Linked DNA regions of Mus musculus: region 1 is linked to region 2. A link is a loop called in an ENCODE intact Hi-C map of the cell type or tissue named here. Cell type or tissue: gastrocnemius. All regions are shown on one strand. Each heading gives the region's core, and the rest is flanking DNA. Links, peaks and the distances in the headings are about the cores only. Region 1 has its middle 160 kb from the start of Gm29854. Region 2 has its middle 21 kb from the start of Rbfox1.

Region 1 (15,419 bases), core at 4,374-12,373, 880 kb after region 2:
TGGTAGATGATTTGGAATTGTTGTTGTTTCTTTTGTTTGTTTTTTGTTGTTGTTATTTTGATCCTTTGTTTTAAGTTTTGATATTTTTTACTATTAATTTTTTTGAAATTGTAACACAATTAGACCATTTTCTTTCTCTTTCCTCCCTCACACCCTCCCACATATCACTCTTTGCTCTCTTTCACATTCATGGCCTCTTTCACCAACATGACTGCCTAAACATGGGTTAAGCAAAGACAACAAGAAACATGTTAAAGTGGACAGAGCACTGTCCAAGAGTCCTTAGTCCTGCACAAAGAACTGGAGGCAACTGTAGACCTACCCAGGAAAGGGTACAATTGTTCACTCAGCTAGGTTTCAAACAAAAGTCAGAGAAGAGGAGAGATGCCATTAAAAATATAACCTTGCAGAGACTTACAGAAGCAGAGTAAGTCAAACTTCATAGTTACTTCGTCGGCTTATGCTGTAAGTTTTAGTGTTGTGTAAACTGCATATCAATAGCATTCCCTTCTCAATAGCTCTGACGACCTGGCTGGCCAAATTTACCTATGTGCAGCTCTGGTGAAAGCATGGATGACGAGGGAAGCAGCTCCTTCCTTCTAGATTCTGTGAAATTTGAAAATGCAAAAGATAAGCTGTCTCAACCTTCCTATCAGTGAAAACCCATGTTATGTGACTTTTCCCAGAGTGATGTGGACAAACATATTCACCCAAGATAGGCTGATAATGGTAGATCAGAGTAACCAAATTAGGTTGCATGTCCAGTGAAATTTTTGGTTATTTACAACAGCATGAATGACTCCAAGACATTTGCCATTGAAAAGTCTTGCCCCAATTGGAGCAACAACTGGCATTCCTACACCATTTGCCAGCATCTTGACATCTCCAACAGGAGTCTTTTTTTTTTTTTTTTTGTCAATTATTGTCACAGCTTGTATTACCATCCCAGTGAGGCATTGTAAATCTTATACAGTTCTGGAGCCTTTTAAGTTGTGTTTGCTTCCTGAGACTTCATACATTTTCAATTCAGAGGAAAACATTACAGAACAAGGAGAGACAAGAGGCTGAAGAAAGTCAGTTAGACAGAGCTTTGCTGGGTTCCTATTTGAACATGAAGCCACCATGCATGGCTGAAGACCTCCCACCAGTATCTTTCTTCCTCTGAACCAACATAACCTTTGCATCTCAGCTAGTTCTGCATTCGGTTACATATCAGGTTCCAGCTCCCACAAAGAACCTCTGCTGAAAATAACAATTGCAATGAATGTTAAGAGCTTTAGATTGAGTTGGTCTGAGCTTTCTATGAGAGTCTGTTATAACAATTTAACATTGCCTTTATAGTCCCAAAGTAGATGCTGACAGTAGAACCATGGCTATACATAGGTGTGTGTTAATAAAACTTTATTTACAAACGTAAACTGTGGACAGAGTTGGGGCATTGAATTGAATGAACTGATGAGTTTACTAAGGTTATGTTCAGGCACATGGATGATTCACAAGCCTGGGTGACAGCTCAAGAAACCTGCATCAGTGGAGAACTTGGTGCAGCATGCATGCAGCTCCACTGAGGAGTCTCTCTGCTAGTCAACTTTTCACCTTCTCTGTTTTAAAGCTTCTCAAGACCACATGTAACAGACTTCTGATTTCAAGCTATAGTACATCTACATCGTGTGCCCTTGAGGGAATTGCTTACCTCCCTGGGCCTCATGCCACTTACATAACACCTGTGGTACAGTCCTGCTGTAGGAAAGCAAAGAAAGGAATGTTTGAAGAACTTTCAGCACCGTGCATCATGGGTAAGGCACGTGATTGCTGTTGTTCACTACATGTGTGACTTCATATAGCTCTAACTATCTCTATCAAATGAGATGAGAGAAAGCCTCACCTAGAAGCCAGTAGCAATAGTGAAGAAAATACTCAGGGGATATTAGTGAAGAAGGGAGATTCTCCTCTCTCTCTCTCTCTCTCTCTCTCTCTCTCTCTCTCTCTCTCTCTCTCTCTCTCTTTCTCTAAGAGAGTGAGTGTGTGTGTGTCTGTCTGTCTGTCCATCCATCTGTCTCTGTCTGTGTGTGTCCATCTGTCTATCTCTGTCTGTCTTGGTCTCTGTCTCTATCTCACTGTCTCTCTCTATCTCTGTGGGGAGCAGGAGGGTTCTTTAGCTGTGGCTAAAGCTGTCTCTAATTCCTAAAGAACCTGGTCCACTTAAGTGGATTTGATTGGCATTAATTATTTAAAATAATCATTTCTTAAGAAATAAAAACGTTATGAATGACTTGCACTTATTCAGTGTTTTATAGGGTTTTTATTATTATTTTTACTTTATTCTGTTCAAAGGACTTTTAAACTAGGGTACACAGTATACCAAGAGGTATATGAATTATGGGAGGAAGCATCTTTTGATTTTGAGAGGGCAGCATTATTTCACACTAAAGCCAACTTGAATATATAATAGAGCAGAATACATAATGCACGTGTCTTTTTTAAGATTGAGTTTGCAACTTTAAAGATATTTCAAGTCAGAGAGTCACCACATTGGGCTGTGTCCTAGGTGGCTTTGTCAGGAAGAGAATTGGTTGTGTCTTTTGCCATAGTCCCCTGCAAAGTACTTAAGGAAGAATTTTTAGGATGTCTGCAGAAGACAAAACTCTGTAGGAATATGTATGGGCTCACACAAGGTTGACTCTATGCTGTTGAAGGAGTCTTTAAACATAGATTGTTAGCCTCCAGGTCATCCACATACATAGTAGTGAGGAGAATCAACCATGAGACAGAAACAGAGGGAGTGCACGGTGTTAAGTACTGAGAGGATGAGAAGGTGATTAAACCAGGGCCCAGAAAGGCATAAAATCCTTTAAGCCCCACAGGTCTTCACTCCAGAAAAATGCCAGTTCCTGAGCCAGCTGCATCTCCTCATAATGCAGTTACAACTTCTGTCAGGCACTCTCTCCCACCGACCCACAGCACCAGGCCAGGCAGCCATATTAAGACACAGTTGTGCTTTGTATAATAAAAGTGGGATCTGCACGCACCTTTTTATCAACAGCTTAGTGAGCACACACTGTTCATGGTTGGTTTGCTGTGAGCTAACCCCTCCCAGCCCAGATTCCCCTGGAGAAGTCCATAGTTGACAGTGGCAGAAATGAAGCAAACAGAATGTTTTACGGTGTACCTGGGCCAAGACACCAACAGAGCAAGAGAACCGTGCAAGGGAGGGAAGCAAGAGAGAGCCAGACTTAGAAGACAAGGCTAAACCCAAAAGGCAGACTGCTTTTGTCTCCACCTCACTAATATCTATAAAATGTGCTTTCTTGGCATGAGAATCAAGGCAGAGTTCCCAAGATGATTAGTCTGTTGTCTTTCCTGATTGTCAACACTGAATAAGGCACACTGTTAAGATCTGATTACTGTCTCCAAGTGTTGGCTTCTGTAAGTGACAGTCACCATGAGACATAATTCCAGGCTCACTTATATCTCATTTCCTGCCTCAGTTTCTGCACATGAAATTAGACTCTCCCAGTGAACTTGAACTCTGCCATGGCCACTTGCTTTCCTCCAGCCGGACTCTATGACTAAAGAAACAAAGTCTGTAACACAAACCCAGTGAGCCCTGTCCCGCACCTGATGCCTAGATTTTTTATTACAATGCACAACAGGCCTGTTTGTATTTGGATTCTCTGTACTCAACTGAAGACTGCAGTTGGCCTTTTAATACTCTTCATTCTAAGGACATTATTCTCTTCATAATAGCCACTGTGATGGTTAATATTAATTGTCAATCTGACAGCATCTAAAATTACATGGAAAAGAAGGCTTTCGGGGGTTTCTAGAACAGGCAAAATTTATTTGAGAAGAAACACCTTACATGGGCTGAGGTTCTGGGACTTAATGAAAAGGCGGAAAAACTAAGCTGAGAACCAGCATTTCTCTCTCCATGCTTTCTGACTATGAACGGGTTGTGTGTGTGTGTGTGTGTGTGTGTGTGTGTGTGTGTGTGTAGTGTGAGCAGCTGCTCCAGTCTTTGCTTCCCCGGCTTTCTCAATATGAGAGACTGTATTTCCCAGAATTGTAAACCAAAGTAAACTCCTCCTCCCTTGTGCTGTTTCTTGTTAGTTTCTTTTTAACATGTCAATATGAAAATTAACAAATACAACCACTATCAGCAGTATTCACCACCCACCACCACCACCACCGGCCACCCCACCCAGAACACTAGATGGGAGTCTGTAGCCCAAATCCTGGTGTTAGCTGCATCTGCACGAGCTTGGGAATGTCTTCAGCCTCTTAGAGGTTATCAGCTGCACCACCCGCAAAAGGGAACCACGTGCCTTTGAAGGGAGAGCAAAGCGGCTTGGGCAGACTGCCAAGTGGGTGGGTCCGCGTATAAGGGGTTCACTGCCTGCTTTACCTTTCCCAAGCCCATCCACTCCTTATGAGCTTGACCCCTAAACCATCCTAACCCAAGACAAATTTCCTGAAAAAGCCAGCCTCGGCTGGGAACCCCATCAGTCTTATGCTTTGGTGACCAGAGGCAAAGTTGTCTTTCATTTTTCTTCCAAATAAAACACTGCAGTGTGGATCCTAGCCCCGCATTTCTTGCTCCAGAGGCTCCGAGTCTCGCTCTTAACAGACTACCCATGGTATTCTGCCCTAGTCCTTCGAACACATCTATTTATAGCAGCCATCATTAGCTCTGCAGTCCAAGCGTGGGCTGTCTCACCTGTCCCTCCCCGTCTCCTCTTGCTGAAGTTTCCTTCAAGGGTTTCCAAAGAGTCCTTTGTAATAATAGTTAACATGTACAGGAAAGCCCCAAGGTCATGCTCCACTCTTGGCACCCTTCACTTTAGATTTGAGAAATCCCCTAAAACTCTCATTAACGCAGGCTGCCTCACACCTATGAAACTTTAAAAATATCTAGCTGATCAGCCACTTTGCACACCTCCGTGCAGGCAGAGTGTGTCTGCGCCCGCCGCCCCCATTCCTTTCCTTGGCATTACAATTGTGCAGATGAGAGCTGTCAAAAACCTGACTTCCTACAGTATTTAAAATATAAGGAAGAGAACTGCTCATCTGAAACCAGCTTTACCACTTAAAGAGAAACAGAAAGCCAGGAGGGAGAAGCAGAAAGCAGAGGGGGAGGGGAGGGAAGCAACAAGACGTCCCTGTTCAGAGCTGGTTTTACTAAGGCCCTGCAGCAACTTAGGGCTTGCTTTTATTTATTTATTTATTTATTTATTTATTTATTTATTTATTTATTTATTTATTTGTTGGTTTTGGTTTTTCAAGACAGGGTTTCTATGTGCAGCCTTGGCCAGGCTGCCCACGAACAGAGACCTGCTTGCCTTTGCCTCCCAAGGGCTGGGATTAAAGGCAAGCATTGCCATAGCCTGGCTAAAGGGATATTAACCACAAATTGAGTGTTATTTATAAGACACAGATCTCTGTCTCTGTCTCTCTCTCCCCCTCTCTAGCTGAGTTCCTAAACCACTCGCACCCCCCAAAATACATACACATTTATATGTCAGAAAGTAGATTCACAAAAAGCTGAAGTGCTAAGCTCAAACTATCAGTACAATTTTGTGGCTGTGGCAGCTTCTTTTACCATATTTACCCATCCCCTAAATCCATGTCTACACCAGAATGCACGGCACCTCCTGGGTGGTAAATTTCCCAGACAGATTCTGCACAGAACTACTTGTGTGGAACGACTCTGGGGATGGTTCTCTTGGCCATCTGTCGAGATAAAGCAATCCACAGTTCCACCATGACTGATGAATGCAAGCTTGGGAGCTTCTCACCATCTATGCTGGAATTATGTGGCACTATTTGTCAAACACACGGATTCCTGGATATTCCCTGTTGGTATTTCTGTGCTGCTGAGAGTCAATTAGCTCCTGTGGGCTAATGACTTTAAGACCATGTCGGCTGTTAGAAGGTGGGATCTAGTTCAAGGTCATGGGTCCTTGAAGGATGTGTATTCATCCCTGTCTCGTCCTCTCTAGGATAACTGGCTTCCATGAGGTGAGCAGTTTCTCAGCCCTCCATTCTCTGCACCATGAACTTTCCACATTTCTACAGACCCAGAAACTAGGGACCTCGGACTGAGGCCTTCAGAACCGTGAGCAGTTTCTCCTTCAATCTGATTCGTTCTTTCGTCTCATTGACTTAATACAATATAGTATGTTCCCTACCAAGTACTGACTCTGAACCTGTGCAGGTAATAGAGGGTACCTGTCGTGGTAGGTATGCAGCGGTGATTGTTACTCAACCCAGACATCTGAGATCCTCTGTGCGAGATCGAAGCCTTATTTTTACAGCTTTCCACATGGATGATCCCGTCACAGGGACCTGAGGGCTCCTTCTCAAATGGTTTGCCTAACAGAAGAGATATCAAGGCAAAGGGAGAGAAACCTGTCAGCCAGTGAGCAGGCAAATAGTCTGCTCCAAACATAGTGGATTGTGGAGATGAAGGTAAATTCATCTCAGAAGCGATCAAACTGTAAAACTCATACACTGTAAGAATGGGCAGTATCATTAGACACATAGAAACAATACGCCCCAAACAGACCTGCTGAGAGCTTTGAACAGCAACTCCCTAGAGCTGATTAGGACCTAGAAGACACTATAAAAATGTCACAAGCCAATGTTCCCACATTTCTTCATAATATAGCTTGTTGTAACTTAGTTCTTTAACATGTGCATTGTCTTTCTTTCTTTCTTTTTTTTTTTTTTTTTTTTTTTTTGGTTTTTTGAGACAGGGTTTCTCTGTGTAGTCCTGGAGTCCTGGCTGTCCTGGAACTCACTCTGTAGACCAGGCTGGCCTCGAACTCAGAAATCTGCCTGCCTCTGCCTCCCAAGTGCTGAGATTAAAGGTGTGCGTCACCACTGCCCGGCTTTGTCTTTCTCTTTAACCAGGACATTCAAATGGGGGGGGAGGGGGTCTTTCATAAATGTGCTAACTCACTTAAGCGCTTAGTGCAATCCAGTCTGCCATTTTGAATGAAAATAGCGAACAGACATTCAGGTCATTGAATGTTATTTGAACAGTTATGACTGACTCTTCAACTCTTAATAGTTTTACATGAGGTGTGAGCCCTTTGCAAACTATGTAGGAAGATCCACAGACACCTACAAGTCTAAGACTCTAGAATGTTTCACAATATGTGGCATTCATATACATATGTGCTTTTTCCTTGGGAAACAGACACACTGATTTAAAATGTATGTGTTCGTACATTGGATGTACATGCTTTTGTGTGTGTGTGCACATGATGGGGAGCGCAGAGCCATGTGCATGTGTATGCATTTGAGAAGTCCAGAAATTAGCATCAAACCTCTGTCAACCTCCGTGTCTCTCCACCTTATTTGTGAAGCAGGATTTCTCACTGATCTTGGAATTCAGATTCATCTAGGCTGGCTGCCCAGTGAGCTCCAGAGATCTACTTGTATCTGTCTCCCCTGAACTGGGATTACAAGCATACACTATCACACCTGGCTTTTTAACAAAGGTTCTTGGGATCCATCTTAGGTTAGTATGTTTGTAAAACAGGTACTTTACCACCTGGTCCATCGTCTCCTCAGCCCCGAAAGATACTTTTAATGATATAAATCACTGTCATTCACATGTATTCAGTACACACACTTATATAAGATATAAAGGCATGAATTTAAGAAGTTTGATATTTGATGTTGACAGTCAGACAAAGCCTATAGGTGGTTCCTCTCCAATATGAATTATTTTCCCCAGTGCCAGGTCTTAAAGGGACCTTATTTAAATCAGACTTCTTCTTGTTGTTGTTGTTGTTGTTTTAAGTTCTTTGGGTGTCTCTTCAGTCTGATGGTGAAATATAATGAAAGGTGTGTATGGAATAGTATCACACTCACTATATCCAAGTGTTACCTCAACAGATCAGTTTGATAACTGCCCCATAGGGGAAAGGTTCACCAGATAGTGGCTATTTGGCAGAGTGGCCTAATGGAGCTCCTTCTGTGTAAGAAATGGAATTAAGTTGATACGAAATGCAAGGCAAATGTTTGATTTGCATTGGACAGGATATAAAGGCTCTTTTATGTGCACTTAATATCCTGGGCCAAGTTGGGGTGGATGGCAGAGACATTTGGCTTTGCCCACTTGATGTTTGGAAAAATGGAGGCATTCCCGTTTTGCAAACAGCCCACAGATACATTAAATAACTCATTTCATGATGGACATCTGGACTCCTCAAACCTGCCAAAAGTGGATAGGCTGCCGGCTGCCTTCCAACTTTATGGCGGGGAACAGCTCCCTTCAAATATCAAAACGATCACTCTGTAGCATCCTGGCATGTCGGGGGCGGGGGCTCATCTGTCCAAGCATGACACACATTCATTTTGATTTTAGGTATGTCTGAGCCCCTGGCTGCATATCCAATACTCCATGCACCTGAGCAGAAAGAGAATCTGAGTTAATTAGAACAAGTATTCTATAAGATGTCTTGACACCTGATTCTTCCATGGTGGCTAGTTGACGAGTGACTTAAATCCGTTAGTGAGACACACAGGTAGATGGTATTATCTAAAAGGAGTCTTTAATTTAGTAATTTGTGTCAAAAATTTTAAAAGAAGAAAAACTTAATTAGGCATAATGAAACCAAGATTGTTCAATAAAAAGTAAAACTTACATGAACGTAATGCAAAGATCATTCTCTGCTTGCCCTCAGGAGCCACTGGTCAGACACAGTCAAAGTAACTCGCTGCAACTTTCTTGAGTCTGCACCTAATTTCCTGTTGACCACGTTTCCTATGTGCTTTATAACCCTGGTTAGTGCTGCTTTATGACCCTGGTTAGTGCTTTATAACCCTAGTTAGTGCTTTATAACCCTGGTTAGTGCTATGTTACAACAGTGTCTTGTAATAAAAGCTGGGAGAGTTTGTGTTCGCCACCTACTGGCCAGAGAAACAGCTATCCATATTCCCATTTTGTTGTACCCCAAATTGGACGTCAATATGAAAAACTTCATTTAGGAACCATTATAATAACAAGCCTTTGATGTCAGTGTCCACTTCAAAAACTCTAGTTCAAATGGAAAGATTTAAATATATAAATATGTATTAATACATTAAATAGACCTATCACCAACGACCAACGTTGTCTCCTGGGATGTATGCTATACCAATAAAAAAGTAAAGCCTGTACCAGGAAGGGGAAGAAAATGTTATTTGCAGAGGCCTTTGGTGCAAACAAAATACAAACATGCATGCATATATGCATTCAGATTTTTACAGATGGGAAGCAAATATCACAGAGGCAAGGACTTTGCAATTTAATCCCACTTTTCACCTTTCTCCCATGCAAATGTACTAGTCAAATTTCTGTGCACAAAATGACTACCAACCATGGTATGTATTGCAATAACCATGCAATTATGGTAGCAAAGATTTTTTTAATTATTTTTTTATTTTCTGAGATTATAATAGAAAAAAAGAATTTCTATTGACCATGTAGTATGAATCTGAAACTGTGCTAAGCAGTTCCACAAGTTCCTCGGGCATGTATACCTCAGTCTTACCTCACCGTAGGGACAAATCTCTCCTATCCAAATACTGTGTTTGTCAGGGAATAAAGAAACAGTAACGGACTTGCTTTCTTAGATATTTTTGTATGTGTGTCCATTGGCCAAGATTATTAAAAGTACATTGCTATAAAAATGAAATTAAATGTCAGATTTAATTCACAAGCTCTGATTGTTCTAATTACTTTTATTATTCTTTGGTTCAACAAATACAAAAATGTTTATTAGAAAACTTTATACGTTTTGGATTTCATTTTCTGAGGTCAATGTAACTTTAGCCCAATCACATTAAGTACACAGACTATGTTAAATTCTTCTACAGAATTCCTCACAAAACTTCCCACCATAGAGACTATCTCCTTTGCAAGTAACCCAGCCATTGCTGTACCAGCCTGGAGAGCCTGTTCTACCACATCTGGTTTATGAAGTCCCTGAGAATGAACTCTGGGCTTCATGCATGTCCAGTAATACACTACAAACCAAACTACACCCTGGCCATACCAAGTATCTTTTTGTATATTCTTTTTCTTCCTTTAGAGGAAGAAACCTAATTCTGTCTTCAGCGGCCACTGTTCTGCTTCTGAACACCTCCGACGTCACCCACTTCTCATTCCCATCAAGCTTTTAGACCTGGGAAGGCAAATTGCTTAACAATTAAGTTTGACTTCTGCTCTTCTGATCTCGCATGTTTGGGGCTGTGCAATAGTCCACTTAGAGTAGATTTCAGGAATACTACAGCAAGAGATAATTATGGAAATTTCCACACCATTGATTTGCTCATCAACGATCTAAGTTTTAATTTATTTGGAAGAAGAGAGAAAAAGCTGGTAGCTGAGGATGCAAACAGTTTTGGGGGCATGTGTGGCCTCTGTCATACTGGGCCTCTGTCAAGTTTAAGGTCAGTCCCACAGAAGAGTCACTGTTTATTAAGTCAGTAGAGTGTCCACTGAATGTTGAAGCCAAAGATGGTTGTTTAAGCTCTTGTGTCACATGGCTGAGCAGATATGAGAAGATCCATCGACTCAAATTCATATATAAAGAAATAGGTGTAAAAAAAAACCAAAACACCTTGAACTTGCTTAGGCTAGAAGCTGAAGCTAGAAGCTCTACCACAGCTTCCCTGCAACACACTTTCATGGAAGTTTTAGATTTGGTTCTACAGAGCTGTAAGTTTATGCCAAGATTTTCATTCACTGCCTCTTACACTACAGTACCTCAACATCCCTGAACCTTAGTTTCTTTCTTTCAAGAAAAATGGAGCTAGGAGAAGATGCATGACATGGCCAGAGATGCAGCTCAGTAGGATGGTTTGCCTGACATGCGTGAATCCTTGGTTTCAAAATCCAGTACAATATAAATCAGATGTGGTAGTACGTGTCTGTAACTCCAGCACTTAGGGGTCTGGCAGTATAACAAGGATTGCTCAAGGCCAGCTTTGAGTACATAGGGAGGTGGAGACCAGCTAGACTGGAGATGCTGTCTTGGAAGGGGAGAAAGAAGAGGAGAAGGAGGAGACAGGGAGGAAGGAAAAGGATGAGAGAGAAGGAAGAGAAAGAAGGAGAAGGAGAAAGAGAAATCTGATAGAGGCTAGAAAGCATAAATGACATTTAACAAGGTTATACATGCACACAGGTGAGCTCTTCACATTGTGTAAGTAAACAATGGTCATGATTTTTCTCTGTGCCTATTTGGCTTATAACATCCCGGGAAGCTTTAAGCTCAGGTTTTAAAGGGAAGAATGTGGAAATTTGTGGAGCCCCAATTAAAGATCACGTAACACCATTACTGTGACATCACCCTGGAGCGTCTGAGTGCACAGAACGTGATTCAATCACCATCAGGAGTGAGAAAGGGAAGTCCACCTCCCCTCTGGCCCTGGAAGTAATTTCCCTTAACTCATCACCTACCATTGTGGTGCCTTGCCAATTCCTAAACTCCCCGTAGCTGGTCATGGTTGGGTGTGTTACCTCATGATGTCATTGTGACCTAAATTCATTCCCAGCCTTTCCCCCAAACAAAACACCAACCCTGTTTTCATTTCTGTTTTACTAAGCACATCCCCTTGTCTGATACTTAGATAATTTTCTTTGGGAGAATCATATATGTGTTCCTATTTCATTTTACTACACAGTTTAACTATTTCTTTCAAATATCATAATTAATCTCAGGTGGAACTGTCAAGGGGTCCAGTGCTTTACACAGCTGAGTCTTAAGCACGAACCCTCATTGTTCAACTTCTATTCTATGTAACAACCTAAAAGTTACAGAGGTGGAGGAAGTCTCAGCCCTAGAAGTTCCTGCCAGAAGACATGCCCAGAAGCCACTGAAACAAATGTAGCCCTCCCTCTGAGAAACAATGGTATAAACCTGCAGCATTAGCTTGGTAGTCATTCTAATGGAAAATGAGGCTGAAGAACATCTAAGAGCTATCCAAAGCAATGCCACCTGCTCTAACCAGAAACACAGCACGGCTGTGGTCCACGGTCTACTCCATCACTATTAGAAACAGTGGAAACTGGAATGCTATCTTTGCTTGAGCCCAACTCTTAAATGCCAGGATCCATCAGCTTTGGAGATTTATCTGTGAACATGAGGTCAACACAGGACTTGAAAGGTTAAGCCTTTAATCAAATCATGGAATTGATCCCTGGCAGGTCAAGTGGATTCCTATAAAATGTGTTCATGCATCATTAACCATCTATCCAATTCTGTGGAAGAGCAACACCATTCATTTAAATGGGAGTTGCGGGGGAAGGGGTGACTTGCTGCAAGACAGAATAGGTTGGTGGAAACCTCACTATTTCTTTGTGTTTCATTTATTCATGGAGTTCTAAGTCAAGGGGTTCTGCTTTGGCCATATGTCTACTGCTTCTCAATGTGTTTATCATTATAGAAGGAAGGCAAAACAATGTGAGCTGAGAAAGGACTGACATTTACCCAAGTCTTAATAGGCTCCCAGAAACTGTCATCAGAGTTTCACATCAATTAATTCATGGAACTCTAACAACTAAGTACCTATCTAGACACCTAAGTAAAACTGCACTAGCCATTCCACATGTATGTGTAAATATATGTATATATGTATGCTTATATGATATGATGTATGTGTGTATGTATATGAGATACACACACGTTGTCTATCTGTCATAGTATTCATATTACCTAGGACTCACAAAAATATTTAAGATCTATGAAAATGTTTTAATTTATTTACAAACTTAACCATCAACCTTAGGCTAAAGAAAATAGCAGATGACAAAATATCATTATCTGTATGTCTCTGTGTGTTCACAGGACCTTTCTACAGTAGTAGACCCAGTGCCTATGGCTCATGCTAGTTTTCAAGGCCCATGAAAATGATTTCATTTGTCTTAAAAACAAAAGAAATGGCTATCTGTGGTGGTTTATAGCTATAATCTTAGCACTCCAAAGGCTGAAGCAGAAGTATTACTGAAAACAGAAAGTTCTTGGCCAGTGTGGGTTACAAAGTAAAACTCTATCAAAAGGAAGAGAGAAAGAGAGAGAGGGAGAGAGAGAAAGAGAATGCGTACAACAGATTAAAGAAAATATCTTAATATATAATGCTAGTAATACCTTGTCTCAGACAAAATGGAATTTGGTATGTTTTTGTATGTAGAAAGGGTACTACAGAAGCTGGGTGTGGCCTTGTATAACATACCTTCAGTGTTAAAGCTGTTGCTGACATGTTACAGAACACTAAGGTTCAGCGAGATGAGTCCACAAGTCGCAGCTGTATAAGAATGTACCAGACAGTCTGCCTGACTATTGAGACTTGTTGAACTTCAAAGACAATGGGTCCTACAGAAACTGGTTATTTTTGGAGCTCTGGGGAGGTAGAAATAACTATGCTCACTTCAGTCCAAAACCAAAGAATTGCAGGTACCATCTGTGTGTGAAACCTTGGGGCAAAGAATCAAGTATCCACAGTTATAACTTGCCTTCTACAGCATAGAAAAGCAGAACGAAAATTGTAAGCTGGGGAGGCTGTAGGTAGCATGAATCTTGGAGCTGAGCAAGCATTAACCATCTTCAGGGTCGTTGTTTTTCTCAAGAAAGAATGGAAAAAAGTCTTCTCTGCCCACACTCTAGCCCAGCTGTCTACAGTGATAAATGATGGGTCTTTCTTTACATTTCCTTTCTGCTCAGCATGAGGACTGGCCGAGCTGGATATGTACTCGACACAGATAAATGGCTTTGGCAAGCCCACCAGATTGTCCACGTGGCAACAGATGGTCTGGCTTGGAGCTTTTGTTGTGCTAATGCTGAGACTTGCTGCTACCTGATGCAACTATCATTTCATAAACAATAATGCTGCCACCAGCGCTCTGTGTAATTGTCCCTTTTTCTCTTCAGGGCACATCTTGGGTCCTGACAGCCTCAGGATGGTAAGAAGTGAACCCGATCAGCCCAGGAGAAGAGACAGAACAGAGTGGAGAGAGGAGAGGTGGTGATGACAGAATGGAGAGAGGAGAGATGGTGATGACAGAATGGAGAGAGGAGAGGTGGTGATGACAGAATGGAGAGAGGAGAGGTGGTGATGACAGAATGGAGAGAGGAGAGGTGGTGATGACAGAATGGAGAGAGGAGAGATGGTGATGACAGAACGGAGAGAGGAGAGGTGGTGATGACAGAATGGAGAGAGGAGAGATGGTGATGACAGAACGGAGAGAGGAGAGGTGGTGATGACAGAACGGAGAGAGGAGAGGTGGTGATGACAGAATGGAGAGAGGAGAGATGGTGATTACAGAATGGAGAGAGGAGAGGTGGTGATTAGAGAATGGAGAGAGGAGAGATGGTGATGACAGAATGGAGAGAGGAGAGATGGTGATGACAGAATGGAGAGAGGAGAGGTGGTGATGACAGAATGGAGAGAGGAGAGGTGGTGATGACAGAATGGAGAGAGGAGAGGTGGTGATGACAGAATGGAGAGAGGAGAGGTGGTGATGACAGAATGGAGAGAGGAGAGGTGGTGATGACAGAATGGAGAGAGGAGAGATGGTGATGACAGAATGGAGAGAGGAGAGGTGGTGATGACAGAATGGAGAGAGGAGAGGTGGTGATGACAGAATGGAGAGAGGAGAGGTGGTGATGACAGAATGGAGAGAGGAGAGATGGTGATGACAGAATGGAGAGGGGAGAGGTGGTGATTAGAGAATGGAGAGAGGAGAGATGGTGATGACAGAATGGAGAGAGGAGAGGTGGTGATGACAGAATGGAGAGAGGAGAGATGGTGATGACAGAATGGAGAGAGGAGAGATGGTGATGACAGAATGGAGAGAGGAGAGGTGGTGATTACAGAATGGAGAGAGGAGAGGTGGTGATGACATAATGGAGAGAGGAGAGGTGGTAATGACAGAACGGAGAGAGGAGAGGTGGTGATGACAGAACGGAGAGAGGAGAGGTGGTGATGACAGAATGGAGAGAGGAGAGATGGTGATGACAGAATGGAGAGAGGAGAGGTGGTGATTACAGAATGGAGAGAGGAGAGGTGGTGATGACAGAATGGAGAGAGGAGAGGTGGTGATGACAGAATGGAGAGAGGAGAGGTGGTGATGACAGAATGGAGAGAGGAGAGGTGGTGATGACAGAATGGAGAGGTGGTGATGATGTTTGGTTTCTCTCATGTCATGTCTGTATGCTCAAAGATCTACCAATTAAGGTCAGTGAGAGAATATAATTTCCAGTTTGTTTTAAGAGACAAAAACTGAGATGTGTGTGGCTACGGATAAGATTCAACAACTGAGAGGCCTTGCTAGTCTTTCCAACAACCTCACTTTGGCTCGAGCCATGATAGGTGGCTTGCAACTGCCTGTAAGTCCACCTCCAGGGAATCTGGCATCACCATGGCCT
Region 2 (15,419 bases), core at 3,953-11,952:
TTTTGCCTGCCTTTCTATGAATTCACTTCAAGGGTATGCTTGGTTAATGTGTATGTGTTAACCAAACTCCTTTGCGAAAATTGAGAGGGCCCCTTTTCCTCCAAAGTGTCCAACTCCAATCTGTGCTACAGGAATATATGTCTTCATAAAATGCCGGGGTTCTAGTTTGAACATTTGGGTAATTTGTTATCAGTTTGGTTGCCTCCAGAAAAAAAACCAATGTTTCTTCCACACATTTACTGAGGCTAGTCTCTCTCTCTCTCTCTCTCTCTCTCTCTCTATCTCTCTCTCTCTCTCTCTCTCTCTCTCTCTTGAGAACAGTCTTTTAAATAGCATTGTGCCAATAAATTGGTTTATTCTTGTAAGTATTTGTTTTATTTTGTTTCCTGTTTAGTAAATCATACCAGGAACCTTCTCTTAGGAATGTATTGATAATATATGATTCACCAGCCTCTGCCATTTCTTTGCCTCAGCTGTGAATGTGTGTCAAGTGCCTGTGTGTTTCCATCAGTTACCCACCACAAGAACATCCCAGTAAGCATTGCTTCAGTTGCTAAACCTCAATCGGACTGAATCAAATTATTAGAATAATCAGAGCTTTTTTATCCTATATTTATGCCTTTCATCTTTGTGAATCAATTGCAATGGTGTTATCTAACACGTAGAATGCTATGGGTACTCTCGATGCCTCCTGCGTTTCCGGTACGTATGTGTTTTAATTAATTTGTATTTGCGCCTTCGTCATTAAACTGGTTTGTTCATTTAAGGAGAACGTAGGGAGGAAGATAGTGACTTTGAGCAAGATGCCACTCTGGTTGTGAAAAGGATGGGTGTAACATCTAGGTCCAAGGTTCCCACTACAGAATTCACCTGCTATGGAAAGGCAGCCTCACACAGAAAGCATTGACAGCCATAACAAATATTTAAAGGTAGCTAAATCAACAGCATGGCTCCCCAGGAAGGTAGATGGAGATGGGCTTTGAAGTGAGCTCACGGGTGTGTTCCGTTTGTGAAAGTGGTTGTAACAAAACAGCAGGTCACGGGGTCAGAACAAGTATAAATGACAGAGGTATGTCTCTTATGGAAGTATAAGACAGACATTTATTTTTGATTGTCCTGTTTATAATCAAGGTTTTTAGCCAGTGTCTCTCTCACTATCAGAGGCTGGTGCCTTGGGGTCATCTCTGCTAGCCTTTTGATGCCTTGATTCAATGTCAGGGTCTTGTGTTATTGTTTTCAGTTAGCAGTTCAGACAGTTGGCTGATTTAGAGAGAATTCAGTCCCTTTAATCCACATGGGGCACATACCAGTGCACACTGCACATCATCTGTCAGTATGGGATCACTATACCCTTTTCTGCTATTAATCTATAGCTAGTATTACATATCCACATTTGATGAACAGAGAGCTCAATGGTATTTTCAAAGCCTATGGATCAAATAGACAAATCAGGTTTCACTTATGATTAGCAATACCTTCATTGGAAGCATTTAATTTTGTGTGTAGAAAATGGCATACATCACAAATCTCTGTTATCCTAATCACCAGTTATATAAGAAAATAATTAAAATCTTCCTTTCTTATTTGCGAACATTTCTCGTCATGTTTTTAACACCATACACGGTCTCATGCGTTAGGGACAACTGGTGTTCACTGAAGTACCTTATCTTGGAATGAGTTTGGTGCAGGGACTAAGTCCTATTCAGAACACAAGGAAATGACTGTATGGTTTGGTTATATGCTTTCTTTGGCCTTGGTATTAACATCTTTTCCTCCTTCCTAAACTCTCTCAGATTTGTCCTTAAGACAACTACTAACAACAAAAATCAATTAGGATGCCTCAGTCTTGGTACAGAAACTGAATGTTCAAGGGAAAAGCAGTGCAAACTCTTTGCTACAAATATATTATTTATTCAGACCAGTGAGGTGGCATCTTTGGTATTTGCATTATTTGATTTATTCTGTGTCATTTATTTACATTTTTTGTAACTCCCCTTTAAATAGATATTTTCCTGAAGTTTACGATTTCTTCTTTTTCTTCCTTTTCTCTTGTCTGTCTCCTTCCTCTCCCTCCTCCCCCTCTCCCTCCCCCCCCTCTCCTTCTTCCCCCTCTCCTTCCTCCTCCTCCTCCTCCTTTCCTAACATCCAAGCTATTAACAATAGTTGGGAACTGTGAGGTGGGATAAAGCTGGGTAGCCCTTTTGGCATCTAGATACTCCAGCTGATAATGACATCATTGCCATGTATGCACATCGACACACACATGCACGCTTAAGCACTGGCAGCATGATGCATGGGTTTATGGCTGTAGCCCACTTCTAATAGAAAGGGTGAAGGCCTGAAGAAAGGCTGAAAGCACGTGCTTCAGCTTCATGTCTCCATGCACCATGGTGGCCCTTTTCTTTGGCTGCTTTGATGGTGACATCTTCCCACAACTGGTCTTCCAGCTTATATATACTCCCAGTGCAGAACCTTTCCATAGTTCCTGCCTGGGTACACATTTACACATTCTTGCTTTGAGAGAAAATTCTGAATTCTGGTTCCACATTTGGAGCTTATTATCAGTGAGATCAAAGGTAAATATATTTTGTTTGCTTAATAGAAAACAGTGCATGCTCACACACGACATCCACTCGTGCACACCACAGACACAGGGCACATACACACACGCACTATAAAATCTCCTAAGTGTGGGGAACAAACACCAGATACCCATTTCTTGGGATGGAATGCTGAGACCACAAGCAGGATAGGCAGACACTACAGTTTGTTTTCTGATGCACACTTCAAGCACGAGGCCTCCAGAGCTGTATTTCACAGAGTTAGGACTTCCTAAGGAAACCCAGTAGCATAGGAACTTACTGCTCCCTGTTCCCGACCCACCCTCAGTATCTTCCTTCGGGTCTGTTCCATGAAGCCTTCTAATCTGTCAAAGACTGTTCACTCCCAACCTTTTAATCAGCCCAAATTTAACAATGAGTCAAATACTTAAAATCCACATTAAAGAGGGGAGGAGAAGGGGGCTCTGAAGTGGCCCACACCACTGTCAATACCCAACGATGGGTCATTTTTCCCAACCTAATGGTGATACATGAGCTTTGTTTTAAATAGTGAAGTGGTTTGTACAAAGGGTAATTCCTGGTAAATGAAGCCATTGCTCATGGTGGACACCTTCAGATCGAAAGCAATTGAACTGAAACCCGCACATCAGCCCTTTCTGTCTTTAATTAGAAAGTGCTGCTCAGTGTGGAAACTCACTGGGGTAGAAGGGCTCTCTCACAGAGGTTGGATGGCAGTGGAGTTGTGGGGGGCCGGCCTCTATGCATCAGATGAGCTTATAAATTTGGGACACATTAGGTAAGGCATAACCATTATGACTGCGTAGGAAAGTTCAATTCTCATTGCAGCGAGTCCCCTTGCGTCTCTCCATCCGATGATTTACGGAGGGCACAAATGACACTTTATCACATTTTTTTCTTCTTGGCTAATCCCATACTGATTTATTAGTTAGTGCTGTGGATTGGGGGTAGTCAATAGTGTCAATAATGCAGAAGAGAATTAGGATAGATTATCTTCATGTCTGAATTGTTTAAAGGGATCTAAGTGGCTAGAATGAGCATATCTGCAGGCTTGCCTAGCTGTTTGCCATGAGATGTCTGCCTGCCTCTGTCTTCAGATATTGTCTGCTATAAATTGTTTGATTAACGAACCCTGCTGGGATTTTTTTTTTCTGGCCTTTTCTAAGGAAAGAAAGAAAGTACGTGTCACCGTTCTGAACAGGGTGAGGCCCAGTGTCCACTGGACTGGGCTGCTTCTTTGCCTCACCTCCGTGGAGAGAAAGATGTCATGAACTTGGTTGGCTGCAGGGTTATCTAGATTGCCACTTCCTTAAAGCCACTTAAAGCAACCGTCATTTGTGGAAAACATAACGCGTCTGCCTGTCCACAGACAGGAGTCTTCCGTGCCATCCCTCTCTGTCTGCCATTTCGTGGTAGGTTGTGTGTCAGAACATGCAAGCCAGCAGCTCTGCCTGAGCTGGGAATGGAGAAAGCCTGGATCATTAGTGCTCACACACCATCTGTTTTCCTTACAGCTGCCCTTTGAGTGATTGTCCGGTAGCTGATGTGCTGAGGGTAGACAATTGTTTTTTAGGGGTTTCTGATTCATTTCGCCAAGCTCCCTGCCCCAAGAGAAAACATAATGCTTGTTTATTCATACTGGCTGGTAAAAAGCAGTGTAGTTTATCAGGCAAATCATGGTCTTCTGGAAGAGAAAGACTTTGCGGCGCAGTAAACAAAATCAGGTTGGCACATCTGTGCCTAAGGGGGCTGGTGATGGGCATGGGGTATCATCCTGAGAAAGAGGCAGGGCTGGCAGACATGGACATAATTGTCCCATCTGCAGAGACTTCTTTAATGGACACGGAGAGGTGTCCCAGTGTGCTGCTTAATTCAATTAAGACAAACATAGAAAGTTCCGTTCATCAATAAAGTTGCCTGTTTCCAGTGCTGCTGGAGAGAGTCCTGCAGGGCTGAGCTCTGGTCTGTGGCTGTCACCCTGATGTCACTTGCCTTTCCTGGCTCTATGGGGTCAGCTCTTAAGCATAATAGCTTAGAAGGGCCTTGGCTCTTTTACCACGCTGAGTGCAAGTAAGTTGGGGAAATGGGCAGTGGTCACACGGTCTGTTCTTATAGCTGGAAACTATTAGGAAATGGCTTACCCAGGGATCTCAAATTCAGTGCCCAAGCCCTTAATAAGGATAAGAAATCGACGATGGAGGAAATGTGCAGACTCCTGGCGTGGCTTGGGAAGTTGTCGCTGTTCTTCCTAGGATATTGCAGCCATGATTGTTTGCTATTGGCTGAGAAAGAGCAAAAGACGATTTCAGTCTACTGCCTGGAGCCTCTGCTTTAGATTCCTCTACTGCAGATCCACATTTCTTGTATTTAACAAGTGTTTGACAGTGTCCAGAGCATCATCTTAGCTTTGCAGTGAGATAGTTGGGGTCTTTCAGCCTTTTCCTGGATTTTACCCACAATGCCTCAGGGCGGATGTATATTGAGTGTAGCTGTTCAGAACAGAGAGGAATAGATAAGTATGTGGGTTAGAATCTTAGATCAAGGAAAGAGAGTAGTCACCACCCTCCACTTGAGTGTAATGTTCAGCGGAAGTATAGTCACTTGTTTCTATGAAAATTGTTTCCAAGTGTTGTCGCTATTTTAGAATGTTACATAGTGTCCATGCTGTTGTGCAGCCGAGGCTCCAGTAAAAGAATGAATGTGGATAGAGATGAACCCAGAAAATAGCTTCAGATTAGGGAGCATGGGGTAGGAGAGGAGAAGGAGGCTCAGGAGGCTCTGGAGACCTGATTGTTCTTCTGACCTGAGAGGAAAAGCCAGAAATTCAGCCTAGGGGTAAAGAAGGAGCAAGAACCCTGTGGGGGAGGTGACAGTGTAAGTGGTCATGTGTTGGCCTTGCACGTGTTTTGTGCTCAGTACCCAGCCCTGCTGGAGGGAGGGACCAAGCAGGTTTGTTGGCACATGTCTAAAAACTACAGCACTCTGAAGGCAGGGATAAGAGGATCCTTTTGTCTTTCTAGTCAACTAAGTTAGCTTTCCAGGACAGTTCCAAGCCAAGGAAAGACCCCCAACTCCAAAGAAAATACGGGCAGCGTCGGAGGAGTGAAATAGGTTGTCTTCTGACCTTCATGTGCACATATGCACATGTACCAGCAAGCACGCATCACACACACACACACACACACACACACACACACACACACACACACACACACACACACAGAATTATTCTCAGCTACAACAGACACTGTGGTAATCTCACACTTAGACACACAGAGACATCAAGCAGTGGAAATGGGTCTAATACAGAGTGGTCATTCTCTAAGGGCAGAGTATGGGTCTGATTGGCTCACATCATTTTGAATGAGGTGCAGGGTGGAAAGGTAACCTATGGAAAGAAAGCCATTCCAGAATTGTGACCTGGTACCTGTGAGGTATGGACCCAAGACAGGGACAGTAAGGAAGGGGAGAGCTTTGATCAAACTGCTAAGGAGTCATATTCAACAAGAGGTGCCAAGGCTCCTGTTGACAACTATGTAATCATGTCAAGGGACATATATGATGTGAACAAGACAAACATGGCCCATTCTTTCTCCACCTTCCTTGTTTTTACCTAATAACTACAGCAGGTGACACATCTTTACAGATTTTGAAATAAGCCTACATTTAAGTAGACAGGTACCCTTGCCCAATTATAGTGGTGATATGGTTTCCAGTATACATGAAAATCCACAGTCACTCCCTCTCATACTTGCCCACTGATTCTAGGTTTATAGAGTTCACATGGTGTGTGTGTGTGTGTGTGTGTGTGTGTGTGTGTGTGTGTGTGTGTCTCAGTTATTGTGAATTTGAGGTTAAACCTCAGGCCTAGTACATGTTAGGCAAGTGCTTTCCCAGTAACCTTCGGGCCTCCTTTTACATTTTATTCTGAAACAAGGTCTTAGTTGCCCAGGCTGGCCTTTAACTTTGGTTCCTCCTACTTCAATCATCCTCATTGCTGAAATGTCAGGCCTTGGCTACCACCACCCTCAGCTCATTCTGTGCCTATTGAACCCCCACGGGGTGACAGATGCCCTCAGGAAGCAAAGCCTAGAGCTTCTGTCTCTGGGAGAGTCTTAGCATCCTTAACATCATTATAATACTGCATTTAGACACACATCAGCTTGGTCCATAGAGTGTTTTATGTCATGTCTGGGTTAGAATTACATCTTCCTTCCTTCCTTCCTTCCTTCCTTCCTTCCTTCCTTCCTTCCTTCCTTCCTTCCTTCCTTCCTTCCTTCCTTCCTTCCTCTGGTCCAATATGCAGAGAGAAAGCACATATAATTAACTTACATCTCTCTCTATGTCACCTCTCCATCCCTCTGCCCAGACAGCAGCAGACAGCAAAGGAAAGACATCCTGTACTTAATGATTAGAGTGTACAGAGGGCTCTGAGACAATGGACTGAGTCAGAAGGCTGCTGCTGTGGTCCTTAATGCTCACCAAGGCCTTAGTGGCTAGACAGTTGCACCTCATTTTGATCTTTTTCTCTGCGTTGTTTCAGTACACACAGAATAGGAAGCAGAGCGCGAATGAGGTAAATTCAGAAGGCCAGTGTGTGTTTTCAGAGACTTAATGACTATTTTTCTTTCTCTTCTGTGGCTATGGAACAAAGTACAGGCAATTTTAGGATTTAAGGGCCCAGATTTCCCTGGGCTCGGGAGTAGAATACAAGGAGACTTTGGGATTAATGAGTCTTTTCTTTTCCTTGGGGGCAGACGTTTGCCTGGCACTCACCTGGAGAATGGGATTTTTCTTATTGGAAATAGCAGCAAGCATCTGTGGGGTTCCTTCTAGGAGAACTGCTTCCTGAGCCTGGGTTAAGTAGTGCTTAGCTCTTTGGAGAGGATAAGGACTGAAATATGATGCCCCTCTCCTGGAATACTTCAGGAACAATGAGGAGCAATTATGGAATCTTAGTCAGGGAGAGAATATTTCCAAATGACATGCGAACACTGATGTTGCCTTAGAAGCCTGGGTGTTCAACCCTCCAAAAACAGTCTACAAAAAGCAGGTGTCTCTTGTCCTTGTGTAGAACGGGCTCTGAGGCCAAATCCCAACTCTGTTATTCATGAGCTGATCTGACTGAATTGAGCAAGTCACTTAACTTGATTTGGACCTTAATTGCTTCTTCGGAAAAAATCGAGACTAGAATGCCATTGTATATTGTTCTTGGTGAGGTGAAGTGGGATACCACTCAGGGCTCGAGATGCAGCAAAGAGCCCATAGATACTGAAGATATGAAAAAAAGCAGATCCTAACTTAGCCGTTAAGAGATAGAGAATTGTTTTAAGGTAACAGAGGGCCGGCTCCTGGAAGCTTCCCACTTCTATTTGTATTTTCCTGAATGGGAATACCTATGTGTGTACCTATGGTCTGTTGAGGTTATAGGTACCAGCAGCAATCGAGGGCCACTCTGCGTCTCTCATCCATCCTGTCTGCTTAGTTCTCTGCTTTCCTTCCTCTTTCGGGTCTTTCCCTGGTGGTTGTGATATGGCTACATAGCTCAATTAATGCTCTCTGACGGGAAGAGGGAAAGTAAAAATCACCCGGCTCCTGTCAGCAGCAAAGTTATTTACTCTCAAAAGCTGACGGAATCACACTGCAGGAGCTTCGTTTATTTCTATTCAGAATGTCGTGGTGCCCCGTGCTGGAGACTCGGAACGTGCTGATGCGGATTCCAATAGGCTTCAAGGCAGTGAGTGGCTGCTCGAACGCGGACCATCAGGAGGAGCCCTGACAGGGATGGGTCCCTGGATCACTGACTTGGATACCAGAGTAAGCGCCCTAGCTAGGGAGAGCTAAAGGAGAGGAGTTCATTCCATTCTCGGTGCTTCGAGAAGCAGAAGAGCCCCTGCTGTCTGATTGTTTGTCCCTTTTATTCTGGGAACATAAGAGCAAGGTGTAAGGGACTCAATTTGGGTCACTCCTGGAGTTTCTGGAAACACAAAGGCATCTCCTACAATCAGCTCTGCGCTGGCTTCGCCATCCATCGCCTCTGCTTACATGGGCTGACAGGCTCACTCATCCAGATAACCTGCAGAAAGCTATGCATTTGTTTTTCCTTTTTCTCTTTCTTCTCTCTTTTTTTCCCCCAACTTCAACACTTTCCTCTCCAAGGAGTCAGAGGGGGAGCTGTTGAAGCAGGAAGAGAAAGGAGTCTTTGCCTGTTGGTGCAATTTCAGTTCTTTCCACTAGGGGTCTCTGTGTCAAACTCAGGATTCCCCCACACTTTGTTTTTATGATCCTTATAGCCTCCCCCGCCTCACTCCCCCAACCCCTTTTTTTCTCTTTTGGATCAGTTTTGGGAAAGGAAGCCCTTTCTGTAAACAGGAAGAGATACTGTGAGTCCACTGAGGGGACCAGACAATTTTGCCATCCTCAGCACCATGATGACAAGGGCATAATTAAAATAGTGACATAATCAATAACGTTTATGGAGTCCTGGGTGGCAAGCACATGACTCAGCATATTTACGTGGATTATCTCTTTTAATATTACACACAGGCCTCCAGGGAGTTGGTATATTTACTTCTTCTTCCTAGATTTGTTTATCATTTTCTTTGCCAGGCAGGGTCTTGCTTTGAAATACAGACTGGCATCCAACTCAACTATCCTCCTGCCTCAGCTTCTTTAGTGCTGGGATTATAGTTGCGTAGCAGCAAGTCCATTTTAGGCTTCACCTGCCTTTCTACCTTTCTTCCCTCCTTCTTTTCTTCTGCTCTTTGTTTCTTCCTTCCTGTCTGCCTGCCTTTTCTCCTCTCTTTCTTTCATTCTTTTGTTCTTTAACATTCAGAACAAAAAACTTCGGTGGTTGATGTTTCAAGTCACAAAGTGTTCTTCCTCCAGACCCCATGCCTAGACCTTACTCTGCAGTGAGCTGCCTGTCCTGCCTCATCCTGCCTTGGAAGCTTCTGGTGTAACTTGATGTAAGAGGCTTGTGCCAGGCTGTTTGTCTGGACAGCTCTACTGACCACGGTGCCCCTTGACTTTGCTTTAAAAGAAAAGACTTGTTAGAAATGAGGTTGTTCTGAGCATCCTTCCTCCCCGAAGCAGATTCTGGTTTCACATTAGTTAGCTATGTGAAGGTCTGCCTCCTTAGACCAGACTAGTATCAAGCTCACTATGTCACACAATCTGACCTTAAACGCATGGCAGTCCTCCTGCCTCAGCCTTGTGAGTGCTGGGATTATAGGCCTGAGCCATGTGATTTCATCTTAACTCCTTAGGTTTATTGGTTTGTATTTTAGGACACTTAGTAACCTTGGATTTACAGAGGTTTCAAAGAGAAAGTTCGAGGCTTCTAGGTCACACCCACAGACAGTGATAGAGTGTGTTTCTGCAAAGCCAATTCCAGCCCTCCAAACCTCTCTTTGAACCAAAGCTCTTCAGCTAGCAGGGAATACAGTTCCTGCCTGGCTCCATCTGTATTAATGATTTATAAGCCACACCGCTGCTTTTGTTCACGAGCAGGGCCTTGTCCTGTTCATAAAGGCATTTCAGGGAGTGGGGTCCTGGCTGGCCATGCTGTTAGCTTGCTGCTGTGAAGGCTGCTTCATAAATCAAAAGAGCCTGGTACTTTACTGCCTCAGAGCTCTGAGATGGTGTGTGGATGTGTGCGCAGTCTGAGTGCTTGTGTGCGTGCACAAGCCCGTGCGGATCAGATCCACTGAGGGACGGACAGCGTTGCCCTTCCATAAAGAATGAATGAAGGCGGAGATGCAACTGGTCATAGGTGCTTCAGGGTAAGGGCTTGGCTTCCTGGCAGCTCCCTGGCCCCATTTGCCTTTCACTGGATGCTTAGGCTTTTCAGTGTTGCTCCTGAAAATGGACTGATGCTACTTTATTAGCATGAAGAGATGCAAACCCCATTAGAACCCCCTTCTGTCTGCATCATCAGAACCTGCAGAGGAGGCAGGAAGGGCTTACTGAAGGCTAATGCTACTTATTCTCGACAAGCCAGCACACAGCTTCCTGTGCTTTTAAAACAATGGCTTTGGGGATGTTTTCTCAGACTTACTACAATTTCATTTACTCACCAGAATGGAGTTCTGCCTTGTTTTGAACAAGTGGGAGTGCTTTTTATGTGGGCCTGGAATGTTGCATCGAGGAAACTTCTCTGAAGTGAGCTGTAGAGCACTCTGATTTTTAAGCCTGGAGACTGTTTGTTTTGCTTTTAGTGAAAAAAAGAAGTTACAGTAGCCTGGTTTCTTTGGAGCTGTGAATTCTTTCATTGCATGCTCCGAGAGCAGCATCATCATGGTCTCGTTTGTCCCTTGGTTTGTTTTCATTCTGCACTGCATGTTTTAATTCTATTTTGTGTGTCTGTGTTTTTCTCCCCACTGTAAAACGAAGAACACAAAACCGGGGTAGGACTGAGTAAGAACTTGAAGGGAGAAATAAGGGTATTTAGGAAATTCAAGCGCTACTTTAAGTGTTCTACCCAAGACGATGGCTTTGGGGTAGCTGAAATACTGGATTTCCAAGTGCTGTTACTAAAGGAAAAGAAAACAAGTACTTAAAGCTCTTAGCTTAGGAAATAAGCATGTCAGCTGAGAAGGCTCCTCACACGAGAATCAAACGGAGAAACTCACGCTGAAGCTCCACTCTGCCTCCCGCTCAAAACAACGGCTTGAAACTCTTTGATAAATATCAAAATTTGGGTGCTAACTGGTTCCTCATCAACATTTATGCCTATGAAAATATTACTGTTTTTTTTTTAAACGACCTCATGTGCAAGTCAGTAGTCATGAAATTGAGACAGATTCGCTGAGAAGGGCTGATGTTCACTACACTATCTTCCTGAAAAGCAGAGGGCAGGGTGAATGTAGATTTACATAAGTAAAGAAAAGATTTTGCCATGTTTCCTCAGGACCGGAAACACGATGCAGCATTTCAGACGGAGAAAGCAGGTGCCCTGAAAGGGACTCCAATGATCCTATTGTGCGTGTCTGTCTGTGTTTGTCCTCTATTCTCTGAACCCGCCAGTGCCTCGTTGTCTTTAATTATGTCTACGAGGCACAAGACGGCAGTCAACATCTGCTCCTTTGTTTACTTGGCTAACATATAGCTTTGATGGCTTATTAAACAATCTATTTTTCAAACCCAAAACAGAGAAACCAGCCGAACCCATATTATGGCATTCTATAAAGACCCATTATGCAATTAGCACTTGGGATTTGTGCAAAGCTGGTGATTCACCCAAATAAACATCCCTCTGTTCCCACAGCTTTTGATGGCATCGTGGAAAATATAAATTTAAAAAAATCACACAAAAATCTGACCACATTTCCTCCTTCTTCATCATGCCTACCAAGATGATGATGTGCGGATGAGAGAAGCAGATTCTTCACTCTTTTATATCGTGTGTGTGTGTGTGTGTGTGTGTGTGTGTGTGTGTGTTCCTGCATGTGTAACTTTCTCAAATGCTGTCTTTTAATTCAAGCCAGCAATTACAACAGTGTACATGACAAAGGTGTGCAGCTATGGAAGCCAGGCTTCTAAGAGTTTCGCGAGTGCTACAGAAGTAAAGAAATGCTGATTTTTAACCCTTAGTGGCATATTCTTAGCACAGCATGACCTAGTAATAAAACCTATCCAGACAGGAATTCAAGAGCATATGAGGTCCACAACGACGAAATCACTTCAGAGGCAGCTAAATGGCTAGGTGCTTAGAGGTGCTTGCTGCTAAGACCAAGCACCTGAGTTCAATCCCCAGGACCCATATGGTGGAAGGAGAGGACCAACTCCTACAACTATTCTTTGACCAGCATCCCCCCCCACACACACACACAGGTGAGAGTGGTCTGGTTTTGGATTCTAAATATGTCACAAATCTTATAGAAATATCTATTTAGGCGCAATTATGAACTGTTGTAGAACTTGGCTTTCACAGTTGAGCAATAGAAAGAGTTATAGGATAAGAAGCATAGCATTGTCAGGAACATAACATGAAGTGGGTTGTACAGTATCCAGTATGATATCCAACTACAGGCAAAAGTCTATAGATGTCTACACTCTACTCTTACTGGTGGTGGTAAAGAAAGAACTGGTAGTAAAAAATTTTAGTGTTCATGGTTCTATAAAATTGGGGGTCTTGGTGGTGATGGTGGAGACACAACACTGTTGGCTACACAGTAGAGGTGAAGTTCATGGACTAGCAGGTGACAATGGAAATGAGCATGATGGTGATAGTGAGGTGGAGTTAAAGACTGTGGTGGTCATAATCAAGTAAACAGAGGTGTACCATAAACATGGTAGTGGAAATGCAAGCCAGCACCTTCTTGGTGATCATAGATGGGACAGTAGGTTGATGATGGGGACTGTGGTTGAGCCGCTTGTGGTGAGATTGAGATGGTGGCGATAGTGGCTATGATGTCATAGCAGGTGATCCTGGAGACTGAGGTGGTAATGGACTTGTTGGTTGTAGGTTACATTGATATTCATGGCAGTAGTGGAATAATGTATTGGTAGGTGATGATGGAGACAGAAATAGGGGTTGAGGTATTCATGGTGAGCTCAAGATGGTAGTAATGGTGGCTATGGTGGAAGGGCAGGTGTTGCTGTAGGCAACAGTGATCAATAGGCAATGACAGTAATTCTTAGAATAAAACATAGTAGAAGAGTTTCACCTATAAGCCCCAGGGTGCCATTTTCCCTTCAGTGCATGCTCTGTTTTCTCACCTGTGAAAATGGAGCTTAGTCATTCTGAGACTGAACCAATTACAGGAGCTAGGGTACTCATGCTCAGTCATTCTGAGACTGAACCAATTACAGGAGCTAGGGTACTCATGCTCAGTCATTCTGAGACTGAACCAATTACAGGAGCTAGGGTACTCATGTTCAGTCATTGTGACAGTGAATCAATTACAGGAGCTAGGGTACTCATGTTCAGTCATTGTGAGACTGAACCAATTATAGGAGCTAGGGTACTCATGTTCAGTCATTGTGAGACTGAGCCAATTACAGGAGCTAGGGTACTCATGTTCAGTCATTGTGAGACTGAACCAATTACAGGAGCTAGGGTACTCATGTTCAGTCATTGTGAGACTGAACCAATTATAGGAGCTAGGGTACTCATGTTCAGTCATTGTGAGACTGAACTGAGCTCATATTTATAAAACAAGTGCAAATGCTTGCTTCTCTCAACAAACATGTGAACACAAAAATAGTTGGTTAAACAAAGTGCTGGCACATAATATAGCCTCAAAGGCAGAAAAGGTACCTCATAGCTTCTGTCAGCTTCTTCTTTTCTCATTTGACTTTTCAGAGCAGGCAGAAATGGCCACCTCTCTCCTCCCTCCACAAGACCCATCTCTATCTCCTCCTGTGTTGTGTGCAGAACAGGTGTGTGATGTTCCAGAGTTATGGAGAAGTGCGACATGAAAAAAAGGCTCCGAGTCATCATAAAAATAACACCAAGGCTGCTCCACAAGGCAGGCAGATGAGCATACTGCTAGCCAGCATGATAAAAAGCTATAGCAAATGTTGGGTCCCAGTGGGAGGGGACAGACATATGGGGACCCACTATATTCAAAGTGGACATCACTGCTGATTTTTAAGTGGTTAAGGCAGACTATTCCAGGACCAAGGTTTTTATTTTTTTCCTTCCTTCCTTCCTTCCTTCCTTCCTTCCTTCCTTCCTTCCTTCCTTCCTTCCTTCCTTCCTTCCTTCCTTCCTTCCTTCTTCCCTCCTTCCTTCCTGTCTTTCTCTCTCTCTCTCTCTCTCTCTTTCTTTCTTTCTTTCTTTCTTTCTTTCTTTCTTTCTTTCTTTCTTTCTTTCTTTCTTCCTTTCTTCCTTTCTTCCTTTCTTTCTTTCTTCCTCCATCCTAATTTTAAATCCTTTAGTTGCTTTTCAGCCCTTTGTTCTATTTTGGTCCTAAAAGGCACATTCATCTTTGAGGCCAGCCATGAAGTCTCAAGGGAGGTAAGATCTGTATGGTAGTCATGAAACAAATGTAGATCCTGGACTCTGTGAATCCCCACCTTCGCCTCCAAGCAGTTAGTTGAGGGAGATGAAAGCGGACGAGGAGGCATATTGTAAAGTGCTGACTATTGAGCTCGGAGCTGTGATGGCTGGGTATGCAGGACTGTTGGTGCCTACGCCAGGTGTGCACTTCCCAGCATCTGTGAAAGAGACAGGCAACCCTCCATGCTAGACATTATTTGAAGATATATGGAGAGGGGCACCTGTTTTCTGTCAATGTTTATATGCTTGGGCACAAATAGAGGGGAGATAGTGCCATCGGTATGACATAGTCCCAAAGCAGTGGCCCATCTCCAGAAGGATATTTTGGAATTCTCATTTACTGCCCACAGAGTCTTTCTTGGAACTTAGAGGTTTGAGACTAAAGCTGGTATATTATGTGGGCACATGAATGAAGAGCAAGCTCCTTAGTGGCACCCAGGAAAAGGGAGAGAGGACTGGGAGTCAGACAGGTGTGGTGTTGAAGACGAGATATGTCACTCACGTAGCCCTGAGTGGTTCCAGTACTCTCCTGTATAGAAGGCAGCCCTCTGAGTACTGCTGAGGCCATGGTATTGTTAGAAAGATTGAAACAAAGTCTTCCAGTGATGAGAATTGTATCCTACATACATTGCGTTCTATGGAAGTTTTGGAGTCTGGGGTGTGAGTGACATAGATCTGGACTCCCAGTGTTCTAGGGGGAAACAGAACAATTGTGGTTGCTGGGAATCGAACTCAGGACCTCTTGAAGAACAATCAGTGCTCTTACCCACTGAGCCATCTCTCCAGACCTCCGAAACAGAACAATTGTGAGTTCAAAACCAGATTAAAAAAAA

The links. Peaks named below come from ENCODE experiments on the same cell type or tissue, not always from the same donor. Only the 100,000 strongest peaks of a DNase experiment are listed, where the experiment ranks them.
Region 1: a loop joins it to region 2, with 6 times the contacts of the local background. A loop is called at or near these places in 3 of 42 quality-filtered maps.

What each region holds. Positions count from the first base shown.
Region 1 is chr16:7,923,616-7,939,034 of GRCm38, forward strand. No RefSeq gene overlaps it. Among named protein-coding and RNA genes, the nearest start is that of Gm29854, 160 kb to the left of the region's middle. In gastrocnemius, for the core only: a CTCF peak has its summit at 8,925 (motif pointing left); DNase peaks (open chromatin) are centred at 5,298, 5,682, 8,263 and 8,901.
Region 2 is chr16:7,041,011-7,056,429 of GRCm38, forward strand. It overlaps a transcript of Rbfox1 not described here. Among named protein-coding and RNA genes, the nearest start is that of Rbfox1, 21 kb to the right of the region's middle. In gastrocnemius, for the core only: a CTCF peak has its summit at 8,788 (motif pointing right); DNase peaks (open chromatin) are centred at 8,422 and 8,793; H3K4me3 peaks cover 619 bases; H3K27ac peaks cover 1,683 bases.